2 separate regions of the Homo sapiens genome follow, and region 2 is linked to region 1. Evidence: read pairs that join two places in POLR2A ChIA-PET (ENCODE). Cell type or tissue: CD4-positive, alpha-beta T cell. All regions are shown on one strand. Links, peaks and the distances in the headings refer to the core of each region. The heading gives the core; the rest is flanking DNA. Region 1 has its middle 6.0 kb from the start of GATB. Region 2 overlaps LOC127898557 (a long non-coding RNA gene).

The links. ChIA-PET counts read pairs that join two places held together with the same protein. Peaks named below come from ENCODE experiments on the same cell type or tissue, not always from the same donor. Only the 100,000 strongest peaks of a DNase experiment are listed, where the experiment ranks them.
Region 2: POLR2A ChIA-PET joins it to region 1 with 11 read pairs; 1 of 35 experiments calls an interaction of 5 or more read pairs at or near these places.

What each region holds. Positions count from the first base shown.
Region 1 is chr4:151,762,507-151,771,570 of GRCh38, forward strand. No RefSeq gene overlaps it. Among named protein-coding and RNA genes, the nearest start is that of GATB, 6.0 kb to the left of the region's middle. In CD4-positive, alpha-beta T cell, for the core only: no CTCF peak of the experiment used is centred there; a DNase peak (open chromatin) is centred at 4,395.
Region 2 is chr4:151,861,366-151,870,429 of GRCh38, forward strand. The region is part of intron 2 of LOC127898557 (a long non-coding RNA gene); the gene reads left to right. Among named protein-coding and RNA genes, the nearest start is that of LINC03074, 90 kb to the right of the region's middle. In CD4-positive, alpha-beta T cell, for the core only: no CTCF peak of the experiment used is centred there; a DNase peak (open chromatin) is centred at 4,176.

The DNA.
Region 1 (9,064 bases), core at 2,871-6,870:
TTACTGTCCTTAAAATTGTCATCATTTATTTTTTCCATCTTTTCTACTTTTTCATCCACTATCACTGTTCTAAATTGCCACACCAGAAGTATCAGTCATTTGACCAAGGATGAAAATGACAAAAATGACAGGGACTGGAAGGGAGTGGTGGAGACTTGTTCCAAAATTTCTCTCTAATTATTGCCCTTTATTTAAGGTTCAGATGATTCTCTAGATCCTTTACTAGAGTCTTCCCTCTGAGTTTCCATGTTTTCCACCTTTACTCTAGGTAAGCTAGCTTTCTTTTACTTATTTAGCTCCTCAGGTTTTTCTGGCCCAGACTAGGGGTCAGGAGAGTTGCCTCTGAGCACAAAATGGCTTCACTTTTGTTAGGACAACAGAGGAGAATGGAATCTTGTATCTCTAGCTAAAAAGAGAGGGGGACACTTGTTACCTCATCGCTGGTAATCAGCATCCTTAAAAGGCGATTCACTCCATCAAATGGAAGATTGGGAATGTTTTGAAAACCACTGTAAGGGAGAGCAACACATTTAATGAAAATCCTAATCTTACGGGTAAAACGCGCTATAAGGGAAGCTCATCTTTGTTTCTGAAGCGGTATTATTCAGTAATAGGCTATCGCCTCAAAGGCCCCACCCCACCACTAGAGGAGATAAAAATCCTACGCATGTAAGTGTATTTGCTTCCTTTCACGAACGGAAACCGGCCAGTTTCCTGCATCTTGTCTCTATCTAATCATTGCCCTTTCAAAAATCCTATAGAACTAATCGTGGAAATAGAGACTTGTCAATAACCATCTCTTTGGCTGTCCTCTCCCTCAAGACTATTTGTCATTTCCCGAAATGCCTGTAGTTTTCCTTGTGAAAACAGGAGCACTGTTTTCTGAGTGCTCCCCCTGCCTTGCTCCTTAGCTGGTCATACTCCCACCAAACCGCCTTCTGTGGGACCATTTCTAGCCTTCCTGCTGCATGCCAAATCTGATATCTGTCAGAACTATTGCTGATAGACAGCTCTCCAGCTGCGAGAGCTATTTTGGTTGCACCGACAAGGTGGCTGTCATCTGGGAGACACAGAGATTTTCATTTTCAAGGAACTCAGAAGGTAGCTGGGCAGAGTTTCTAGCAAAAACAACATTTTTCTTAGGGAGAGCCTCTCGGCTCTTATTTTATCCATATAATTGATACACAGTACAAATAGATTTAGAACAGGTTTTTAAAAAGCTATGTAAAGCAGAGCAGAATTTCGAGTCGTTACTTATAAATGGCAGTAGTTAGATGTGTCAAAATAACATGCTTGGTTTTGTTTAGTGCTCTTCAGTGGGTCTTTGAATGTCAGAGTTGGAATGAACTGGCTCACCTCTGCATTTGACTCAAAACTATGAATAAAACCACATTGATTTCTGAACACAGATTACTTTTTCTCTCAAATCTAAGTTGTGCTTAATTGTAATCATTCCCTTTCACTAGTTCACGATGGGGGAAATAACATGAATACCCAATGTCCTAGGATAGATAGCTTCTTCAGCAATGTGGGTGCAATGTGAGGGGGTAATACAGGTGGTTCTAAGTTTCCACTTTTTAAATGAAATAAATAATTTCAATAGAAACATTAAAATTGCAAGTAAAGTGAAAAAGAGACAGTTTCCACTATCCTGGCAATGTATGTCGAAATCTATTTGTATACATCTTTCCAGTTAAAATTGCATTAACTAATGTAGTCTTTGATTAACTACTTTTGTCCTGTGGAAACAAAGTCAATGCTTTAAAAGCATTTAGCAGGCTAATCAACAAAATGCCCCTTGTAGTCTAACAGAGCTGGAAGCAGATGGTTATCTTAGTATTTCTTAGCACAGTTGTGAGCTTGATCCCTGTCTTTCTTGGCTGTGAGTTTCTATGTGTTCTATGGCTATGGAACTCAGCCTGCTGTCTTGAAACTTTATGCCACATGGTAGAGACGGAAGATGGCTAGGTCAGTAGATATTCTCTTAAAAAAAGAGAAAGAAACCACAGCAGTAACAACAAAACCCACATAAGATAATGTACATATAACAGAAATTAATAGCATCATTTATGTTGTAACTAGAAGAGCTCCTGTTTTTGAGAAAGCATTCTGAAAACATGAAGTTCCTTCTTAGAAAAACTACATTTTAAAATCCAGTTAGGTGTCATTAGGGGAAAAAAGAAAGACTGGGAATACATGCATGCTGAGCAATTGGGAAAACAGGATTCATTTCCTTTTATTTTACCATTAAAGTCTTGATTCTGATAAAATACTGATGCAGAGGGAATAATTGCTTTCTCTAGAAGATTGCTTTGCAGCAAAGAAATCTATGACTCCTTTTTCCTTTCCAGTGCAAGGAAATAGAACACCCTGTTCAATGTCCTTGAGAGATGAAGGGCCATATGGGGAAGATGAGGCCAGCACATTGTTGCTATTATGCCTGGACCATAAACTGGAAGCTCTCTATGGTCTCCCTTCTTCTATCTAATCTCAGGGGATGGTTTGGATGGTTTGCTCTTTCCCCGGGCTTTTTCTAGAAATTTCTAGAAATCTGGCTACTCCCTCAGAGCCAACAAGAATGATGTGTAAGAAAGAAGCTCCACTTCCATACATCCTTTGCTTCATGACGTACTTGAAAGAAGATACTCCTGATTTGTAAGTAATGGGTGGTAGAACACGTTAAACTCCATGTTTCTGTAAACTGTGTTTTTGCATGTGGTCATATCCCTCTATGCACCAAGAAATTCTCTCTTTTGTGTTTTGGAATTCGATATTTGGCCTTCAAAGTTAGAGAGCTTGTACACACACACACACATCACCAAACACACACTTCTAAGCAGTAGCTTAATTCAGGAGCTCCAATAATAGAAACGTTTAGGTTTCAAAACAGATGATGTTTTTGTATGTCAGATGGTTCTCCTGATTTTAAGCCTAAAGATGTTGAAAAGTGTGGCATTAAAGAACTCCACCACCAAGACACGTGGACTTTGATGAGACCTTTCAGCGAATGAACTCCTACTTGATAATTGAAGGGAAGATGTATCAGAGTCCATCAGCATGGTACAGAAGAGAATGGAAGAGCTTATCTTACACATCCTGCCCTGTAATTGGTGTCATTACCTATGCGTATCTGAACTGGTATCTCTGTATCTAGGCCACCCTTGAACCAAGAATGGATGGACTGCACAAAGCAATAAAGGCTGAACTCATGTTGGTGGTAGAGCCTTCAGGGCTCACCACAGTTTAATGTATAGCCGTTGAGAAGAAATTTAGTGCTCCATGAAGAAGTGCCAGATTGAATTAAAATCAAGCAACAATCAGATGAAACAACCACGGAGATAAATGCAGAGAGAGAGAGAGAGAGAGAGAGAGAGAGAGAGAGAATTCCCAGGGATTCATTAATACTAGTTAGGGAAAGACCAGCACACACATTATTCATGTCTCCTTGGAGTCTGAGTCTAGATTCTAATTCAACAATAAGATTTTGATGACTTGGCCTAGCAGTGATTTCAGTTGATGTGAATTCCACACTTACATCAGCTTGGCTACTAAAAGGCATTTTCATCCCCTCACGTATAGTAAGAATGAAGATAAATGGTGTTAAGAATGGGACTGGATACTGTGTTTTTCAAAAGGCAAAAGAAAGTAAGAATACGTAAAATGCCTCTCTAGCAAACAGGAGCCTGTCTAGCCCAATATTCTATTTGTGTTTATTCCCTATAGCTGTTATCTTTCTTTTGGCTGCCGTAGCATACTGGTATGATATCTTTGGGAAACATTTTGTAGTACTTCAGAGAACGATGAATTTTAACATTTTACATGGGTTTATTAAATAAATGCATTATCTTCTACTTATTGCATTGAAATACACAATCTCATGAAATGTTCTCATCGTTTATGAGGGCAGTTTGACATTTCACAATCTCTTAGAATTTAGTGTCTTTAGCAAATGTCAAAATGAAAAATCTTGAGTTTAGGAAAGAAAACATTTGCCTTGCTTAGTTCTCTAGTGGTCCCCAACCTTTTTGGCACAAGGGACCAGTTTCGTGGAAGACAATTTTTCCAAGGACTCGGGGGTGGGGTTGTGGGGGAATGGTTTTGGGATGATTCAAGTGCATTACATTTATTGTCTACTGTATTTCTATTATTATTATTATTACATTGTAATATGTAAAGAAATAATTATACAACTCACCATAAGGTAGAATCAGTGGAAGCCCTGAGCTTGTTTTTCTATAGCTAGACAATCCCATCTGGGGGTGATGGGAGATGGTGACAGATCATTAGGCATTAGATTCTCATAAGGGGCATGCAACCTAGATCCCTTGTGCGTGCAGTTCACAGTAGGGTTTGTGCTCCTATGAGAATGTAATGCCGCTGCTGGTCCAACAGGAGGCACAGCTCAGGTGGTATTGTGAGTGATGGGGAGTGGCTGTAAATACAGATGAAGCTTCTCTTGCTCACCTGCCGCTCACCTCCTGCTGTGTGGCCCAGTTCCTAACACACTACAGACAAGTGTTGTTCGATGGTCCAGGGGTTGGGGACCCCTACCCTAGGCCAGCCATCATCTTAGGTACCTGAGGCCTTTTTCTTGGGATCTATGACTAGAGGATATTAGCTGCTCTGTAACCATCCCTCTTATAGCAATTCTGATTACTTCTCCAAGGAAGATCAAGAATATTTTGCAACTGGCCTACATTGTTTATTAACTCTTTCTAGAAACTTCTACTAGGCTTATCCTGAAGCCCTTGTGTTCTCTTTAGCCCACAGAGATATAAGGTATCACTTATTTCAAAGTGATAATATCCTTTTGCATTGGTTTTATTGTACAGTGGATCAGATGAACTGTGGTTCTCACTGTGTAAGTTAACAGAAGTTGTCCATGAACTTGAAAAATAAAATTGAGTATGTGTTTTGGGTTGGAATTCTATGCCACCATTTAATCAAATCTTGTGTTTACTCTTTTTTCTTTTAAAAAATGCTGTTACTCATTTTCAATTGTCAAGAAACAGCGAGCACAGAAATGGTAATTTTCACTCTGTCTGAAATACAATGTGGCCAGACAGGCCCAATTACAGAAAATCAATTAGTTTCTGTTACAAGAGTCATGTATCTGAGGTCTTGTTCTGTCTCCGGTTACTGTAGCTAATGTCCACTTCTCTCCAAAGGAATTCTTAGGAGAAAATCAACCAAAGACTTTTTTACTAGAGCAAAAACCTATAGGACCTAGACATTGAATCTTTGTCAATTAAGATAGAGACAGAAATAAATTTCTTCCTTGAATCACTTCCTCTCTTCCTGTACTTTTAAACAACATACTCTTGAAAGAGAAGTTATCATTTAGTTTCTGAGACCTAAAATTTCCAAGTGTTACTTCTATATTATACTATCTATGCCTTTTTGTATAAGGTAAAGACCATAATGCTTCTCAAGCACGTGGTTTCACATAAATCTGATCTATGTCATGAACTCTTCTCTTGATCTAAATCAACTAACAAATTCAGTTGAACAAATATATCTAGGTCCAAAGTTTTTATTATTCATAATGTTCCTGTTTCATAGATTTACAGTTGCACATGGCTTCTAGGAAGAAAACACTGCCCCCACATTTCCTCGCTTTTCTCTTTTATATGCTTTTAAAGAGAGGGCTTTTGTTTGAAAGATTCATTTTGGTGTCATATAACTTCTTGAGTTACACCTAGGGAAACCCAAGACATCTAAAAATAGCAGCAACATGTTTTTTTTTGTAAAGATAAACAACACTAATTGCTGATTTCAGGATATTACTGATTTCACAATATTACTGGTTCCATTTTCCTCATTATAGAACAGGACAGCCATAATCAAGAAAAACTTCAATTAACATTAAAGATTGCACTTGTACCAAACTCGCACTTAAAGCACAGATGTAGAAGGATTGTTTCAAAGTGTTGTTAAGAAACATTAAACTTGTGGTAAGCCAAGTTATAACTTGTGTTATCTAGGGCCTATAATTAATTTTTTAAAAATCAAAACACTTTTAAAAATAGTCTTGTGCATTGGATTCCAGCATGCTGCTGCTTTTTTGTAGAGGGATTTCTGTAAAATGCAAGTTTATTTATAGATTGCAAGTGACTCAAAGATGTTACAATATAAAAGAAAATGATACTCTTGAGTCTTTGTTTGGGGATGTTAGGGGCTGTCTTGGAATACTCAGTTCACTCAGAAGATTGCTTTTAATCTGAAGCAAAAGAAATTTCATAAACTGAAATTGTTGGCCAGATGGAATTTCCTGATTAATTTTTTAGTGTTTGGTATTAAACATAATAATGAAAAGGGGAGTTCTGAGAGTAAACCCAATTAACATTTCATAAAATTTATTGCTCTAAATATGGCTTACCCTTTATCTTCCCAGATAACCTGCTGGTACCTTGAAAAACTTAACTGGTCAACTTCCCTCCTTCCTTCCCTTGCATTCCTTCCATTTCTTTGTCATTTAACTTTCTTTTCTTTTTTGTACTCTATTCATTGAGTCCTTGCAAGGCTACGGGCACCCTTCCAGGGCTTACGTTGTCCTATTCTTTATGGACCTTGGTAGAAAGACTATTTGTAGCAGTTTGTAATATTAAGTCCTGGCACTAGAGTGGGGTCCCTCTTGTTGTACAAGAGACTCTTAATACTATCTGTAATCATAGACTGGCTTGCACTTGGTAAAGCTAGTCTTTGTGATGTTGAGAGCAAAGGTGGATGTTCTCCCTATATTTTCTTTTCCTATTTATCACTTTTCTATGGTAGTTGGATATTCCCATTCACTCTCTCTCTCTCTCTCTATATATATATATATAATATATATACAGACATTTAATCTTTGTCAATTAAGATAGAGACAGAAATAAATTTCTTCCTTGAATCACTTCCTTGGTAGAAAGAATATATATATATATATATGTGTGTGTGTATATATATATGTATATGTGTATATATATATATATATATATATATATATATACATACACATATAATATAGTCATTTGGATATGTGGGGATTGGAGAAACAACTTTTTGAAAATAAAATTTATCCTACCAGACTGAGATTTTTGGAGGGCAAGAACCATATCGTCCATGATTCAGTGTCCTTCCAATTCTCAGGGCTATACCAGCTGTGCTGGCCACCATCTACCCACCACTCCTGGGAACTATTTTCCCGTCCCCACCAAAACCCATCCACATGGCTATGTTAAGAACTGCCAAGCTGAGCTAGTACTCCGTGCCAGGGCTGGCTACGTTATTTGTGAAATTCAGTGCAAAATTAAAATGCAAGATCACGTGTTCAAAAATTATTAAGAATATCTAGATGGCAGAAGCATTATGCCAAACATAAGACCCTTCTAAGCACAGGTCCCTGTGCAACCACACAGGTTTCATGCCCAGCTGTGCTGACTTTCCCACCTCCCACACCAGCCATGGTTTATCGAGTCCTAGGGGAAGAGAATATCTAACTCAGGTAAAACCAGAGACCTTTCTGGTTGATTTGTTTGTACCAGAACTAAGAAAAAAAGTGTCCCAGTTGGATAAAACTGGGGACCTATCAGCTGGCTTGCTTTCAGTCATGTGATGAATGCCATTGACGGGCTGAACACACATCATTTCATTGTATCTCATGTGCTGGCAATGGCCCAAATATCACCTAAGGTACCAATAGTTTGCTAGTCTTTCTGTTGACCTGCAACTTATTGTCCACCAGCTTTGAGGCTCTGGAAGCTAGAACAGATAACCTCTTGAGCATTTTCCATTTCTGTGGTTCTCTGAACCTATGACCAGATTCTACAAAATGAACCTAATCTATAGCCATATATGTGTAAAAATGCAAAAGAGTTCTTGATTACTCATTTATCTTGGTTAAGGTTCATGGAACAGTCATTTGCTTAGATCTTGATAGTGTGGTGACCGCTGAGATAAAAACAAAATGAAACAACAAAACAAAAATAACCTATCCTTTTAAAGCTAACCATCAGTCAAGGCAGTTTGTTAGCATTCCAACTGCAAGATGATTCTGAGTGCTTCCTTAGGGGAAAACCGCTTAAGGTCTAAGTAAAGAGGACCTCATACCCCAGGGAACCTCCATCTTCACAGTTTCAGTCTCTTTCTCCTTTTCCCAATAGTATGACTCCCAGTAATTTTCTCAAAGAGGATTTACAAAACACTGGTAAATGAGTAAAGATCGGCTCCTGGCAGACCTCTTGTCTGGCATTCTTCAGGGAGCTAGCTTTAAAGGGAAACTTTAGGGGCAGGACACAGTCAGTGTTCATAGACCAGCACCTGGGCTTTGGTATTTTCTGAGTTTTTTTTCTGTTACCCTATTAGACTCTTCAAGGAAAAAAAGAAGGATCAAGGTAAATCGAAGGGCTTAGATGAAATTCAGATTTAACAAGTGATTACTTCCCAAGTTATACACAGAAACTTGGGAGGAAATTAGCTGGATATTGTGTTATGTCAAGTGTTTTATAATAAAGATGTGTACAGGTGGAAATCTATTCTAGCCAGGTGTGGTGGCTCACACCTGTAATCCCAACACTTTGGGAGCCTGAGGCTGGTGGATCACTTGAGCTCAGGAGTTTGAGACCAGCCTGGGCAACATTAACAAAACCCATCTCTACAAAAAATTGAAAAATCAGCTGGGTGTGGTGGCCTGTGGTCTCCGCTACTCTGGAGGCTGAGGTGGGAGAATCACTTGAGCCCAGAAGGCAGAGGTTACGGTGAGCTGAGAATGCGCCACTGCACTCCAGCATAAATGATAGAGCAAGACCTTGTCTCAAAAAGCAAAACAAAACAAAACGAAATCTATTCCAATGAGAAATGAATAATTTCTCAAAATATACCTAAAATTTAGGGTCATAGATGCAGAGCACTTGTTGCAGAATAATATTTAGGCAAATCATTGTTCCTGGAAGATTTTGTTTTTAAAAATGTCACCTCTCTGTCAATTTATAGATGAAGATGCTGGATCCCAGCATGGAGAAAATTCATATTTTCCCAGTGTGTATCTAGAGCTGTCCAGACCTTTTTGTCTCTAATCCTGGCTGGG
Region 2 (9,064 bases), core at 2,280-6,279, 98 kb after region 1:
TGTCTCCCCCGTCACGTTACCCTGTGATAGAATGAATTCCTGTCCCCATTTTCATGATACTTGATAACTCGTACTCTGCCGCAGCCTCACCGTGGCCCTGGTGTATTTCCGGTCCCTTGATTTGACTTAGTCACATCATGTGCTTTGTCCTTGGGACGGCAGTGGCCCTCACGCCAGCAGATGCTTGTCATGAGCCTGTGCGGCTGGATTTACGCTCCTCATGTCTGCCACTGCCAGGACAAGAACAAGAGCAGTTGCTCCTGCCTTTTGCATCTTGGGTCCCAGAATGAAACACGTGGAGGAGGCCTGTCCGGGCTGAGCCGATGATGTGCAGTGAGACGCTTGCTGCTGTGTGCCACTGAACATCTGTCGTTGCCATGCAGCAAGAGCTGATTGATGCAGAATCCAAAGCCTTACCTCGTGGTCCTGAGTGTCCTCTCTGACAGCATTTTTGTACACTCTCGCCCTCATGGATTGTGCTCCAGCAGTGTGTTCCTGCCCCAGGGTTTTGCCTTTGTTGTGTCCTCCACTTATAATTTTATTTCCTTCAACTACCTGTTTGGAGCTCTGGTAGTGATAATTGTGGTGAAGCAGGATAAGGGGCTAGTGAGTCCCGGCGGGGGCAGGAGGAGGCTGTTTTAGATGGGGTGGTCCGAGGAGGGGACATCTGAGCAGAGAACTCAAAGGGTGAGGGAGTGAGGGAGCAAGCCACACGTATCAGTGGGGGCAGGGGGCCCGGGCGTGTTCCTTGCAAACAGTGTCTTCTAAGCACTCTATGGTTTTCTTCCTGCGTTAGTGGCTTATATGAAGGACCTGGAAACTCCTTTCTTCCCTCCTCATCCTACCCATATCCTTCTCATTGTGAATTGAGGCCAATCCCTTCCAGGTCCCTCGGCTTCCTAGGAGATTGAGGTCTGCCCCTGGCCTATGTTCCCAGGGTGCCCTGGCAGCTCTCCAGTTATTTGTTGGGGAGGACCATCTTGGGTTCATAGCCAGCTAAGAATAAAGAAGTTAGACTGGGAAAAATGATATTTAGGAAGAGTTTTAAAACTTATTCACTCTACCATTCTTCTAAGTATTCTGAACCTTCTTCTGGGTACAACCAGGTTGGTAGGGAGCTGATTACTTGGGTGTCATAGTAGCCTCCAATCCATTGCTGGAGTTGAGTGCTAATGCCCCGTATTATTATTATTCAGAGACAGAGGCTTGCTCTGTCACCCAGGCTGGAGTGCAGTGGCTTGATCATAGGTCACTGCAGCCTTGAAATCCTGGGCTCAATTGATCCTCTCATCTCAGCCTCCCAAGTATCTAGGACTACAGGCAGGCACCACCACGCCCAGCTAATTTTTATTTTTATTTTGTGGAGATGGAGTCTCAATATGTTGTCCAGGCTGGTCTCGAACTTCTGGCCTCAAGCAATCCTCCTGACTCAGCCTCTGAAAGTGCTGGCATTATAGGTGTGAGCTACCTTGGCCAGCCTGCCCAGTATAATTACACCACTGACCAGTACTAAGAGTTTGTATAAGACAGCCTAGCGAAATATCACTTGGTCTAGAGCCTTGCTACTCAAGTGTGTCTCACAACCAGTAGCATCGCAGCATCACCAACACCGAGGAGCTTGTGAAACATGCAAAATCGCTGAGCACAGTGGCTCATCCCTGTAATCCCAGCACTTTGGGAGGCCAAGGCAATGAATCACCTGAGGTCAGGAGTTTGAGATTAGCCTGGCCAACATGATGAAACCTCGTCTCTAATAAAAATACAAAAAAATTAGCTGGGCATGGTGGCGGGCGCCTGTAGTTCCAGCTATGTTGGAAGCTGAGGCAGGAGAATCACCTGAACCCGGGAGGTGGAGGTTGCAGTGAGCCGAGACTGTACCACTGCACTGCAGTCTCAGCAACAAGAGCGAAACTCAGTCTCAAAAAAAAAAAAAAAAAAAAAAAAAAAAGAAACATGCAAAATCTCAAGCCCTATTTCAGAACTTTAGAAGCAGATTCTCCAGTGATCACAGCAAAATATGAGAACTGATCAATTCCTCATTTATGACATTGCTTGGTGTCCTCTTTATTAGAACTTCACAGGTAAATTTTTGTTTTGTTAGTCCCAAGACAAATTGCTCTTCAGAGCATTTTATTTGCTTTGTTGCTCTTACGGACATTGCAAATTGTGTACAGTTTCTCTTTTCCAGTTGGCTGCTAAATCTATACTGTCTTCTACACTTAGTGTAGTGTTTTGTATGGAGCAGAAGAAAAATATTTGATGCATAAACAAAATGAATCCATTCCCTATATTATTAAAAATAAAAGACTCCTAAAGTCCTCAAATGGGGTGGTATGCTTGTTTCAGTGGCATCATGGTACCAGAGAAATTGAGGAGGCTTTTGCTTACCAGCAGGCCTGAGGATATAGCCCCCAGGAAGCACTGGTGCTGACTGAGGAAGAGGAGCAATGGCTTCAGTTCTTGGGGACCGAGGAAGAAGCCCAAAGCTCTCAGTGACTGGCTCTCACACACCTGGAAGCTCTGCACATTATACATTGACCCTGTGAACTGCTCCCACGTGCCAGGTGGGACTTTTGTATGATCAGCTGGATAATGATGACATAGAGCCATGTGCAATGGGTGGGCCAAATGGACCTGCCCAGTTCCTGGTGCTGGGGCTGTGGCCATGTCTCCCTTTCTCCTCTATGCCACGAGGGGCCTTTGGACTGCCAGGCACTGGAACTCTTTTGCTACTTTCTAGAAGGGAGAATATTCCAGACCCCACCTCTCCTCCCAATCCACAGCCTCCCTCAGTGCTATCGCACCTTTTCTGTGCATGGTTACTGTGGGAGAAGGGAGGTAAGCCAAGCTGACTTGAGACTATTCAGCTCCTGGTGCTGCAGCAAGAGGGAAGTGATAGGCCATTGCTCCCCCTCCTGTTTGCAGGTATCAGCACCTTTCTGAGGAGGCTGAAGATATGGGGCTGGTGGTCATCTGCCCCTATCTCTCAGAGGTTTGGAGGAGAGAGGTTTGGCTGAACAAGGCATGATTGGCAGGCCTGTGCCGACCTCCTCCGGCCCTGCAAACAGCGGTACTTCTCAAGTGCCGGTAAAGTCACTTACCTGTCTACTGGGTTTCTTGGACCACGCAGGGTCATACCCATAGAAATCACAATTAGCAGATGTATGTGTGTGTTTGTGTGCAGGCACACATATATGTATATATTTATTACATGTGTTTATATGTATGTGTGTGTATATTCCCCCAGTCCAAGAACTAAACTCCCTTTATGGCACACCAAAACACGGCTTTTCAGTAATTTTTATGTAGCAAATTAGAGAGTTGTCTGAAGTCAGGGGGTACTGTAATTTGGAAGCTGGTCCTTCATCTAAACACGGCCCTGGGGGTTAATCAGCAGGTGCAGATAACTCGGCACCTTCCAGGATTTGGCGATCAATGGTAAAAATGGACAAACACAGACATGTACTTCAACTTACCCCACCAGGAACACCGCATAGCCTCCTGGCCTCAGAGGCTAGCACCTGGAAACCACTTCTTGTTGTCTTCCCACAACTGAAAGTAAGAGTGACACTATGGAATCTGTAGCAGAACCAAGCAACACAGTCCAGTTTGGACCACTGATGGGGTCTGTACAAAATGAGATCCGATTTTCCTTGTCAAGGAGTAGTTACTCTGGGACAGCCTTGGCTGTTCTGCCCACTTCATCCATTGTGAGCTATTCCCAGATTTCCTTCCTCAGAGGCGGCTGCAAATTTGGAGTGCACAGATATACACTCACATCTTAGATTACTTTTGCCAATGCACATTACCTTATGTTTATTTGAGTTAAGTTTCATCTGCCTTCAGGCTGCTCAATCCCCCCAAGTGTTTGAATGCATCTGGAGTTTCCTGCAAATCTCCTTAGTTTTTATTAGCCAAAACAATTTGGAGCTAGTTGAAATCTCTGGGAAGACATTACAGGACGATTATGTGACAATTGCTCGTGTAATCTGTGACCAGGTAGCCCAGGGAGGGACTGTGGGTTGTAAGCAGGATAGCACTTCTTTCAGCGTGTGCCTGATCTCACAGCCCTGGAGAGGTGCCAGGGAGCCCCACATGGTGTTTGTTTCTGCAAGTGGAAATGCAGATGTCTCTGCCTCAACCAGGGCTTGGAAGCCACCTTTTGGGGAAGTGACAGGGAGGCGTGTTACATAAGATCCATTCTGTCTGAGTGAATTGGTTATGGGAGAGAGAAGAGGAAGCAGAACAAGAGCTGGTGGGAAGCAAGTGAGTGAGAAGGAAGCTTGTGCAGCAGCCTGTTCAGATGTGTGGAAATACAAGTTTAATCAAGGGGAGGAGAGAGAATAGGAGTGTGGCACTATGGACTAGCCTAGGGAGGTAGAGTGGTCAATTTTGGCATATCCTGGAAGCTGGAAGTGAGGGGCTTGGACAGGGATGGAAAGAGCTGCCCTCAAGACCCAGAAAAAGACAGCAAGGAGCAGCCCAATCTGACAGAAGGAGAGAAAGCAAAAGGAGCTGTTTGCAAGAACCAGATCTCTTGGAGCCTGGCTAGTGCCAAGCTCTTGTGTGTGGGCAGAGTCTGAGCGGATCCGAGTGTTTCAATGAGCTAAACTAGTCAGCTTCAAGCTGTTCCATAGACAGTAGGTGTGAATCCAAAATCATTTCAGACATTCAGCTTTATAATGTTTCTTTTAAGAAAAAAAAAAAAAAACATGGAAGAAGCACCAGACCCAAATGATCACTTTTTCTCTTGGCCAGTTACCTGTACAAGTATCAGGCCAGTTGTAAAACACAAGTCTGGGTAGGTTAGAAAGGCAAGTTGCAGATGCCTCTTCCCTTACAGCAGCATTCATGGGAGAGCTTCTTTCTTTCTCTCTGCCTCAAGGATACTCACCATTCTTCTATTCCATTTTTAGAAACAGGCTGGCAACACACATTCTCCAGTCTCCACACAACTCTCCTCTCCTCGCTGGTCCGTTTGTCTCTAAGGCTGGTTGGTTGTTTGCATCTGCCTGAGTAGTTCGTTCATGGGAGTCAGACTCGGATGAAGGTTTAACAGTCATTGAAGGATCGTGACCACTTCCACTGCCTTGCTAACAAACCACGACCCCACTCTCCAATCTGCTGCACTTCGGTCTTGCTTCAAATTCCTGTGGCTGCAAGGAAGACCTATTGTTAAAAATGAGGAGCTAAGACTATGAGTGTTTGGGGGAATCAAATGCAGAGCTGCAGCCTGGGGTAACCTTGGCGAGCACTGTGGCCACCCAGATGGGGAAGCAGTGGACCAGAAGAGGGCCTCAGGCCCCAAGCTTGCCTGATTCATGGAGTTCTTCTTTCTCCCCCACTAAGTGGTTGCGTTAGTTTGATAAGGCTGTTGTAACAAAATACCACAGATTGGGTGGTTTAAATAACAGGAATTTCTTTTCTCACAGTTCTGAAGACTAGAGCCTGAGATCAAAGCGTTGGCAGGGTTGGTTTCTTCTGGGGGCTGTGAGGGAAACATCTGTTCCAGGGCTCTCTCCTTGGCTTCTGGGTGACCGTCTTCTCTCTGCCTCTTCTCATGGTCACTCCTCTGTACCTGTCTATGTCCAAACTCCCTCTTCTTAAAGGAACACCAGATGTATTGGATGACGGCCCAGCCCAATGAACTCATTTAATATTAATTACCTCTTTAAAGACCCTATCTCCAAATACAGTCACTTTCAGGTGTACGGAGGGTTGAGACTTCACATATGAATTTTGGGAGTGGACACAATTCAGCCTCTAACAGTGGTCAAGGAAGGTTTTCTTTCTTAAGTCTAGCTATAAAGAATACCCATTTGGAGAAACAAAACAGCCTAAGATAGTTCAAAAGGACACGATCTGACTCCTCATCCTCTCATAGTTCATTGTTGGCTGAGCCAGAGTCCAATTTCCTTTGCTTCAGTGAGTGGCTGCACAGTGTGAGGAGAAGTAGGGGCCTGCTAATGCCCTAAGGCTTTGCCAGATTCCTGATCAAGCCACCAGGGATGTCCCAGGAGTGTTGGCAATGGAACTGCCCAGGGGCTTGGCATTGTGGGCATCAACCTGATTAAACCTGGCCTAAGTGCTGCACCCAAATCATGTCAGAGGTGGATCAGGTTTTTATTCATTCAGGTAAAATAACAGGCAGTGTGCAATAGGGGATTATTTCAGGGAATGGGGTCACTTTCAAATGTTGCACAGATGGAGCTGGGTAGTGCATTCCACATAAGGGAGGGGATGTGGATGAATAACCTGGACTCAGCCACTTGGCCTAGATTGGGGAAGGAAATGATGCTTGAGCCCCTCTGGCTTAGTCACCTGGTACCATGAGGTAGCCTCGGGGAATGATAGTGAATGTCACCTAGAAGAGGGAATGCTCAGAACTGTGCCCCTGGAGCCCAGGCCATTTTGCTGGCTCTTGCTCAGGCAGGTTGCTCATGCTCATTCAGGTTGAAGGAAGCAGCATCTGTGTGGATCACCTGTGCTCCAACAAGGCCCTCAGCAGCACTTCACTTGGCCACAGGGCCCGGAGGCTGACCATAACCTATGGTGGCAGAGTCTAGCCTGGAGGGTGTCTGAGCTCCTGGAGGGTGACAGTAGGTAAGTGGCAAGGGGAACTGATTTATGAGTTAGTGAAGGTGATTCTTTGGGATCCCTGGGAGGGAAAATCCAGGTAAAGACAGATCTTATACACTACCTGGTGATGTAGGGGCTTTGGCCAACTCAATTTTGGTTTAAAAAGGAAGTGTGGCCTCATTTTGAAATGGCAGGCTGGGGACATCGGGACAATACAGATTATATAGATAAAGAGGATGAGAACTTAACAGTTAGAGGGTACAACATGTGTAAAAGCACAGAAGAGTGAAAATGTTAGCCATATTAAGTTCAAACCTAATTTTAACTACAAATTATATAACATTTTATATCACTTAACAGTTTACCAAAGTTTTTTACGTAGTTTCCTTTATTATGTCTTCACAATGAACCTGTGAGATATTTTATTAACATTTGATGGTAGAAGACGCTGAGGCTCAGAGATGTTAAGTAACTTGCCAAACTCAAAGAGATAATAAGTGATAGGCTTAGGATTCTAACCAGGGTGTCTAACTTCAGACCTCACATTCTTTTTGTTTGTTTGTTTGAGATGGAGTCTTGCTCTGTCACCCAGGTTGGAGTGCAGTGGCATCATCTCGGCTCACTCTAACCTCGACCTCTCAGGTTCAAGCGATTCTCCTGCCTCAGCCTCTCAAATAGCTGGTACTACAGGTGTGTTCTACCATGCCCAGCTACTTTTTGTATGTTTAATAGAGATGGGGTTTCACCATGTTGGCCAGGCTGGGCTCAAACTCCTGACCTCAAGTGATCCACCCCTCTCCCTGACCTCAAGTGATCCACCCCTCTCGGCCACCCAAGGTGCTGGGATTACAGGCATGAGCCACCGCATCCATCCCAGACCGCACATTCTTTTTTTTTTTTTAATTATTATACTTTAAGTTCTAGGGTACATGTGCACAACGTGCAGGTTTGTTATATATGTATACATGTGCCATGTTGGTGTGCTGCACCCCTTAACTCGTCATTTACATTAGGTTCTTGACCTGGCTATGCTACGAGGCTCCTGGGCATTGCTGAACAGGGAAGGGGTGGGACTTGACAGTGGCCTACCTAAACAGGGATGAGTATTTTTTCTTTGAAATTGCTTGGAATTGCCAGTTGCATAATGATAATACAAAGCAGACCAATTTTTAGTTGGTTCTATCATTGTTTGTCAAATCTCCATAAATAATTCATCCCTAATTCAGGCTGTGATTGCCTACAGCCAGAGCAAAACTTTCCCTCTACCTTTTTTGGATATCTCATTGCAATGATTCTTATTCTTGGGTTCCTAACTGCCCTGGGCAAGGTTCTACCAATAGACACTCATGTTTCCAGGCAGTGGCTACCCAGAGCCCTAAGGAGAAACAATAGGTAGCTTCTATAGGGTTGTCAGGAAGGAAACATAGACGTTTTTAGAAATTATGTCACATTGGGGTTGAGCAGCCTGACCCTATTGTAGCCTAGAGAGCCATGTGTTCTCTCCTCTTAGAAGGAAAGCTGGAAGCAGAGAAATCATGGGTATCTACCTGATTAAGCCTGGCAGGAGACAGGAAACAGGAGATTCTGGCCCTGCCATAGCTTAGGCCAAATATCCATCCCAGAAAAGCAGATGCCTGGAGACTCAGCCTGGAGAAGCCATCACAGGGAGAGGTAGAGATGGAGGTCCACTCCATCTGTAGTGGTGTAGGCAGCAGGATGGATGGGCACACACCTGAGGGCCATCAATCAGAATCTTCACTTGCATTCAATGTAAGGAAGAAATATATACACACACCCCACAGTTGGCATTTTCTGCACATATTTGATTAAAATCTGACAGCATTTTCCTAGTGAAGGTACAATTTCTGTGATTACCCTCCTCCCAGCTCCTTGAAAAAACAATCTTAAAGCAAGATCATTAGTCAGGTAACTGTGTATGTGTATGTGTTTAGCCAGGTGCCACAGAAAGATGTGCAAAATATTTTCCTTGATTCTCAACATGAATTCTATTAGGAAGAGAAATATCTTGTTGTTTTTGTAAAAAAATTACAAAATCAATGCATGTTCCTTATAAGCCCAAATTCAAACAATACAGCAGTATATAGAATAAACAAGAAAAATTCCCTTTAATCCTTAGTCCTATAATCTCATTCCCCTCCCCATCCATGACCACTGCTGATAGTTTGGGGTGAATCCATCCTGACCTATTTTATGTATTATCACATATGTAACATATAGACGTGGCTTATACGTGTGTGTGTGTGAGTGTGTGTGTGTGTGTGTGTGTGTGAATGAGATCCTACTGTACTAGATACATTATTCAGTTACTTGCTTTTTTGGGGGGGAGTTTTCCATGTCAGTACATGTGGATCTACCTTATTCCTTTAGTGGATGCATACTATTTAATCATTCTCTTAACATTGACGTTTAGATTACGGAAATTTCATACCAAAGTAGGCCATGCTCCTTTCCCCCTTTTATTGAT